2 separate regions of the Homo sapiens genome follow, and region 1 is linked to region 2. Evidence: chromatin contacts called from ENCODE Hi-C or POLR2A ChIA-PET data. All regions are on one chromosome and are shown on one strand. Each heading gives the region's core, a stretch centred on a gene start or an enhancer-like site at or near the end of the contact. The rest is flanking DNA. Distances are from core to core; before and after follow the strand shown. Region 1 holds the start of SECTM1 (secreted and transmembrane 1). Region 2 holds the start of RAB40B (RAB40B, member RAS oncogene family).

The links. A loop is a pair of places that touch in the nucleus more often than their neighbours do. ChIA-PET counts read pairs that join two places held with the same protein, here RNA polymerase II (POLR2A). Pooled maps may share reads with other maps.
Region 1: a loop to region 2 is called in a pooled map, with 2.4 times the contacts of the local background. The contact joins the promoter of SECTM1 here to the promoter of RAB40B in region 2. A Hi-C loop is called at or near these places in 1 of 50 pooled maps. POLR2A ChIA-PET finds 5 or more read pairs at or near these places in 3 of 52 experiments (BJ, H1 and HCT116).

Annotation. Positions count from the first base shown.
Region 1 is chr17:82,332,249-82,336,129 of GRCh38, reverse strand. SECTM1 (secreted and transmembrane 1) reads left to right here and starts at 2,364. Exons shown (of 5, transcript NM_003004.3): 1 at 2,364-2,430. RefSeq lists enhancers at 941-1,010, 3,058-3,860 and a silencer at 3,737-3,881.
Region 2 is chr17:82,697,210-82,700,923 of GRCh38, reverse strand. RAB40B (RAB40B, member RAS oncogene family) reads left to right here and starts at 2,226. Exons shown (of 6, transcript NM_006822.3): 1 at 2,226-2,469. The coding sequence starts at 2,328. RefSeq lists silencers at 1,658-2,047, 2,068-2,497.

The DNA.
Region 1 (3,881 bases), core at 1,115-3,614, 360 kb after region 2:
TGATTCAAGGACAGGCTGAGGGTGAATGAATCCACACATCCGCTCTAAGATGCCTGATCCCAGCATTGTATAGAAATGGAAAGATACGGCCGGGTGCAGTGGCTCACGCCTGTAATCCAGCACTTTGGGAGGCCAAGATGGGCGGATCACAAGGTCAGGAGATCCAGACCATCCTGGCTAACACGGTGAAACCCCGTCTCTACTAAAAATACAGAAAAATTAGCTGGGCGTGGTGGCGGGCGCCTGTAGTCCCAGCTACTCAGGAGGCTGAGGCAGGAGAATGGTGTGAACCCAGGAGGCAGAGCTTGCAGTGAGCCGAGATTGCGCCACTGCACTCCAGCCTGGGCGACAGAGCGAGACTCCGTCTCAAAACAAAAAAAAGAAATGGAAAGATACTGCCCAGATGTGGTGGCTCACACCTGTAACCCCAGCACTTTGGGAGGCCAAGGCAGGCGGACCACCTGAGGTCAGGAGTTCGAGACCAGCTTGGCCAACATGATGAAATCCTATTTCTACTAAAACTACAAAAATTAGCTGGGCGTGGTGATACATGCCTGCAATCCCAACTACTCAGAAGGCTGAGGTGGGAGAATCAGTTGAACCTGGGAGGCAGAGGTTGCAGTGATCGAGACTGCAGCACTGCACTCCAGCCTGGGCAACAGAGACTCCGTCTCAAAAAAAAGAAAGAAATAAACGTGAGTGGATGGCTGTGCTGTTTGTATGGACCAGGAAAACTTCTAGAAGGATAGGTAAGGCAGTGTCCATAACTCAACCTGGGAATTGAAGCCAGGGTGGGGAGGAAAAGGCAACAGTTGGTTTCATTCTATTTTGTTTCTGTGCCTGTATTACTTCCAAAATAAACAAACTAGTTTCACTTTCACAACATGAAATGCTTTATCAGGATATGCGTTTTCCTCCAACCCCCAGTGGTGTCCCCTCACGGGACAAAAGCCTGCCAGCCTTCAGCTGCCCTCCAGAGCCTCACGGTGCAGGTGCTCCTGCCTAAGCAGCCGGACCCCCCTGCCCCCAGGAACTGCAGCCCCCTCTGAGTTGAGAGATCTAGTAGGCAGGAAAAAAGGAGAAGGAAGCTGTGGCTGCTGGGGGATGTGGCCTCGGGGACAAGCCCCTCTGTGCAGAGGACGTGGGCAGGTGGGATTTCAGCCCCCTCTCCAGCATCTCACTGGCAGCCAGGGTGGCTGGGGTTTCCCCGAGGGCGGGGGCTGGGGAATCTGACCTCTGTGCCCCGGCCATGGTGCCGTCTTGCTGGGAGGATGACAGGCTGTGTTTCACCTGCCAATTTGGCGACAGTTTCTCTTTTGGAACATCCCGGGGGACTTTGTTCTGTGCCACCCACCTCTGGACCCTGGGTCTGATGGCTGAGCTGCAGGCTCCAAGGTTCAGCGTCCAGTCTGGCCCTGCTCCGTCCATTCCCCACATTTGAGGGTTTCCCGGAGTTTGGTTCTGCTTCTTCCTCTCTTCCATGAAACTGGGGGCATTGCCCACGCCCCAGTGTCCCCCATCATCTGCCCGGTGGGGACTTGCCCACTCACGTGACTGCAGCCTGTGGGGCCTCCTCCTAGTGTCCCGAAGATACCTGGTCATCCTTGACCCCGCCCGCACCTGCCCGCGTGCCCCCTCGGGTTCTAGTGGAGGACGTGGCCCGCCTGCCACCCCGCCAGGCGCCGGGTCCTCCAGGCCTCCTCGAGCCACCTCCTGCCCACCTGGGATGTCTGTGGGTTCCCGGCCCGGATGCGTCTTGGAGCCTTCTACCCGCACCCCAATCTCCTGCCCCAACAGGCTGGGCCCCTCCTCCCGGGCTGGCCAGGCCAGCACCTCCGCAGGGGCCGCAGGACGCCTGAAGGCCCAGGCCGCAGGTGCAGGACCCTCTGCGGGGGAGCTGGGGGACATCACTCCTCTGCTCTGCGCGCTTTTATGAAAGGGCCTCTGACCCTCCGGGGGTCCAGCTCACTCTGCCCGCGCACTCCCAGGCATCTGGGGGCCGCCCCCCGCCCTCCCTCCCCGCGGCCCACTCGGCCCGCCCAGCTCGCCCCGTGCACAGACTCGAGGCCTCCAGGAGCGGAGCCAAACAGCCCCGCGGGGAACGCGCGCCGCACGCGAGCTGGACCCGCCCAGGCACGAACTCTCCTGGAAAAATGCTCCCGGCGGCTTTCCTGCTTCCTTTAGCGTGAACCGCGGGTGCGGTGCCTCCCGTGAAAATAATAAATTCACCGTCACGCTTGTTGTGAACGCGGGTGGTTCCCGAAACTTGGAGGCTTCCCGTAAACCCAGCTCCTTCCTCATCTGGGAGGTGGGTCCCGCGCGGGTCCGCCGCCTCCTCCCTGGCCCCTCCCTCTCGTGTCTTTCATTTTCCTGGGGCTCCGGGGCGCGGAGAAGCTGCATCCCAGAGGAGCGCGTCCAGGAGCGGACCCGGTGAGGCGCGGAGAGGGGCGGGCGGGGGAACCAGAGGGGCGGGCTCGGTGCTGGGGACTCGGTGCTGGGGACTCGGTGCTGGGGACTCGGTGCTGAGGGCCCGGTGCTGGGGACTCGGTGCTGGGGGCTCGGTGTTAGGGCCTCTTGGTGCACTGGGGTTGCCGGTCCGCGCAGGGATGGGGACTCTGGGGCTGCGGCGCCTCTGCCTCTGGGACCGTCACCCCCCGCTGGCCCTGAGCGTGCGTCGCAGGCCAGGCGGGCGGGGTCGCAGCGGGCGTACCCGAGTATGGGCGGGAACGAGCTGCCGGCCGGTGTGGGGACCCGCGTCCCTGCCCTGTGCGCCAGGCTCGACTCTTGAAGGGACAGAGGCGGCGTCTCGGACCCGGGGCTCCCCTAAGTCCGATGGGTCGGAGCCCCCTCCTCCCTTCCCGGTCCTCGGCCTCACCCGGGGTTCCCTGCGCCGTCGCTGCGACCAAGCTGGGAGCAAAACGCACTCGCTCATATGCGTGCACACAAGCTGGTGGACACACGCACATGAGCACACGCAGGCACGCGTGGACTGTTGCACACTCCACAGCCACAGCCTCGTGTGCACTCACAGCAAACTCATGAAACAGGAACCGTGAGGCTTCCCTCACCCGGCAGGCCCTCAGCTGCCCGTTCTCACGCGGGTTTTGCTGACTCCGCAGTAATCACCACATTCAGTTCCTTGCCCACTACTGGTGAATCACCTGCAGCTTGAGAAGCACGTTTTCTGCCGGTGGTCAGCAGAGGATCCCCGGCTTCTAGGAGGCCCAGGGCGACCGGCTGCAGGAGCCCGCGTAGGAGGCCTGTCTCCAGCAGGGCGGGGGTGGTGGCAGGGCCTCTCCACGGGGCTGCTGCTGAGCCCAGAGCGGGAGGACAGGAGGCCACCAGCAGAGGGGACAGGTGAACAGGTGCTGAGCAGGAAGGGTTAGCCCGGTCTAGCCCCAGGCCTGGGGGGCTTTGCTGCTCACCTGGGGTCCCCTCTGGGCCTGGCTCAGCAGAGACCAGGGCAGAGCCGTCCACACCGTGGGCCTGGGTGGGGTCCATGGCCTCTGCAGGCTGCAGCTGTCTTCTGAGAGGTGTTGGTGTGCTCATTCTCGGTAGAGACGTGGGGTCACCTGTGTTCCCTGAGCCCCTGCAGCAGCTGGGAAAGCAGTGTCAGCCACCCCTCAGGTGCTGTGGGGGTACAGAGTCCACTGACCACACAGGAGGACCCCAATGAACCCAGCCCGAGGGGGCCGGAGCTTCCACACACCCAGCACCCATGGGAGCCGGGACAGGCAGGCGCCCGGGGCACCAGGGAGCGGGAACAGGCATGCGCAGGCGTGCTGGGCGGTGCGTGAACTTTCCTAGGCGTGTCACTGGCATGGCTCCAAGCCTGCGCATCATCGCTTGTCAGGGAGCACTCAGACCCTGCCGTGTCTGGT
Region 2 (3,714 bases), core at 977-3,476:
AGCCCTCTTCTGACGTGGTTATTTTACCTGGCCCTCCAGGTGGGAGTGGCCATGTTCCAGCTCAGCCAAGGCCAGCTTGGAGGTGACAACTAGGAGGTGGTGAGGACCTTCTGTGGGGCAGGAGAAGAGCAGACAAGGGCTCCCCCATCACCTGTCCTCTGTAGGAAGTGGTCTGGCCACCCCTCTCCATGCCCCACCGTGAACACTGCTGGACTGCTGGGTGTGACCCCGAGGGTGGGCTGGGGGCCTCCTGACCCCTATTGTACAGTGAGTCTGGATGTGTAGGTGGGGAGCGAGCAAAAGAAGGTACCCTTTCCTCACTAGGTAATAGCCATGTGACCCACAGCTGATTGGAACATGGAGACTGAGGGTTAGGGATGGGAAGGAAACTCCCCTGAATTCTTTTTGGCAGAGTGGTGGGGCTGGGGACTAAATGCCATCTTTCTCATAGTTTTCTAGCGTCCACCTTCCATCCTCTTTTCTTCCTCTGACCTTCCTTCTAAAAAAAAACAGTGCTGCAATCCCAGCATTTTGGGAGGCCGAGGTCGATCACTTGAGGTCAGGAGTCAAAGACCAGCCTGGCCAACATGGCAAAATCCCATCTCTACTAAAAATGCAAAAATTAGCTGGGTGTGGTGGCACATGCCTGTAATCCTAGCTACTTGGGAGGCTTGAATCCAGGAGGTGGAAGTTGCAGTGAGCCAAGATTACATCACTGCACTCCAGCCTGGGCAACAGAGCAAGACTCTGTCTCAAAAAAAAAAAAATGTGGCTGCATTAGTAACTAAAGCAACTAATCAACCAATGAATAACAGGTGTTGCAAACTAAATTGGCATTCCAAAGTAAACATTTTCTAGGTCCAAATGAATGCAAATGACAAATATAATAATCTTGACTTCAGTCTCTTTTGTAATTCTTCTTCCGCTCCCTCTTCTGTTCCTCCCCCACAAAAAACTTCTAATGGGGTCTAGAGCAGTTCCCTACACAACGCAGGGTGGAGGGGATGAAGTAGTGGGGGCATTATCCTTCTTCTTGGACGGAGCTCGCCCTTTGCCTGCTGCCTGAATTCTGCACCAAATAAACCAATGTGCACCTGGTGAGACCCTCAGAGCGAAGGGCAGACCTCGGCCTGGCAACCCTTGCTCTCTAGAGCAGAGGAGAAGCCAAAAGGCTGGAGGGTCCCACCCAATGCTCTCCTCCAGCACGCACGCAAACACATGCATGGATGCACAAACAAGCGCACGCACACATAGGAGCGCATGCATAGAAGCAGCACACGCAGACACACACATGCAAAGATGCCTGCAAAGGCACACATGCACACGCACATACATGTGCAGACACCTGCAGAGGCACACATGCACACGCAGACACACAGATGTGCAGACATCTGCAGAGGGACACATGCACACGCACATACATGTGCAGACACCTGCAGAGGGACACATGCACACGCAGACACATAGATGTGCAGACACCTGCAGAGGGACACATGCACACGCAGACACATACATGTGCAGATATCTGCAGAGGCACACATGCACACGCAGACATGCACACACACGAACACATGCACACGTACACAGGCGCATGTGCACACACAGGCATTCAGGCACGCCGCGTAAATGGGGCAACGACGAGGCCCTGGATGAACCGTGGGGAGAGACCGCGAGCCTGGATTCTACGGCGACAGGGACTCCTCCGGCGAGGCGGCCTGCGGGGGCCTTCCGGCCGCGTCCGCCAACTGGACCGACCCCGAGCCCCACCCGGCCAGGCACCCGAGGTCTCCCTGGTGGGCAGGTGGGGAGGCCCCACGCTGGGACCCTGCACCGCCCCTCGCCCCTCCCGACTCGGGGCGTGCAGACCCGACGACCGTGGGAGCGAGTTCGTGGCGCTCACGGGCGCACGCGAGAGTGTAAACACCCGGCCCCACCCCCTGATCGCCCCCACCCCGCCCCGCCATTGGCTGCGGGAGCAGAGTCCCCGCCTCCTGCTTGTTCTGGCTCCGCCCCTGCCCCGTCTCCGGGCCTCCATTGGCTGTGGTGACAGCGACCTTTCAGGAGGGGCGGGTGGGCGACAGCCCGGAGGCGGTGACGAGAGTAAGATGGACGGACAACCAAGCCAGTGAAAGCGCGCAGCTGCCCTAGCAACTGCGGTCCACCAATGGCGGGGCCGGGCGGGGATGCGCGCTGTCAGCGCTGGGCGGCGGGGCGGGGCCGGAGGCGAGCAAGGACTCGGGGCCCGCGCGGCGCCTCTCGGGGCCGGGCCGCCGCCTCTGCGCTCAGCCCCGCAGGCCGGGCATGGGTGGGGGCGCCGGGCCGTCACGATGAGCGCCCTGGGCAGCCCGGTCCGGGCCTACGACTTTCTGCTCAAGTTCCTGCTGGTGGGCGACAGCGACGTGGGCAAGGGCGAGATCCTGGCGAGCCTGCAGGATGGCGCGGCCGAGTCCCCGTACGGCCACCCGGCGGGTGAGCGCGGGCGGAGGGCGTGCCGGGGTGCGGGCGCGGGGCCGGGGAGGGGCGCGGGGCTGGGGAGGGGGTGCGGGTGGGGGTCCGGGTCCGGGGACGCGAGACCGGGCAGGGGTCGGGAAGAGGCCGGGGCGCGTGGCCGGGGAGGGTAGGAGTCCCGGTCCGGGGGCGCGGGGCTGAGGAGGAGCGCGGTTCGCGGGCGGGCCTTTCTCCGCCCGGCCCTGGCCCTCGTGCTGCGGCGTCCCTGTTGCACCCCCAGTTCCACTCGAGGCCCCGCGGCGCAGTCTCCATCCTTCTCCGCAGTCTGCGCGCAGCGGGAGCCCGCGGCTGGGCCGGGCGCTGGGCTCCTCCCGACCTGGGGCCGCTGCTGTGGGGACCCGGGGCGGGGGCTCGAGTCCGCAAGTGCGCGTTCGGCCGCGGGGCAGGAGGGGCGGGAGGGGACGCGAGCTCCGGGGCTCCTGGGGCGGAGCGCGGCGAGCAGGCGCCCAGGTGCTGGGTCTGCGCGTGGGTCGGAGGGGAGGGGAGACCAGGGTCCGGTCCCGAGGCCAGGGGTCCCGCGTGTCCGGGGGAGAGGAAGGAGCACAGGTGACTCGCGTGCGGAAGAGGGGACCCCCCACGACAGCGGCCGGAGAGCGGGTTCCAGGGCGAGGGGAGGCCGGAGCGCCCAGAGCTCCCAGGCAGGCAGCCCGGGGATCCCCCAAGTTTGAGGCTTGAAAGCCGGCGCCCGGCGAGGGGGTGGACGGCTCCGGGGAAAGAAAGGCGGGGGCAGGAACCCAGGAGAAGGGGGAACGCGCAGAGGCGAACACCTCGGCTGGGAGTGAGGAGCAGGCGGGGCCTTCACCCACGCGCATCCCTGGAACAGCTTGGACGAGGCCGACCCTGAGGCTGTGGAAGGAGCCCAGCCTGTGCCCACCTTCCTGCCGCGCCTCGGGGCTGAACCCACGCTTCCAACAGAGACCCGCTCTGAGTCCTGGGCGGAGGAGGGCAGCCGGGCGTGGAGATGGAGTCTTGGTGGGAAGGACCTGTCAGCTCTGGGGCCTGGGAAGGGTCTGGGAAGCCCCAGGTCCAGGGTCCTGCCAGAGACGAACTTAGCGGGAGAGGGTGGGAGGAAGCGGGATCTGAGGCTGCTCGGTAGAGGGTGCAGGCTGTCCCCTAAGGGCAGCTCCAGGCAGGCGGCGTGAGCACCAAGGGAGTGTGGCACGGCTGGAGGGGGTGGCCTGAGACTGTGGAGCGTGGGGTGGGACT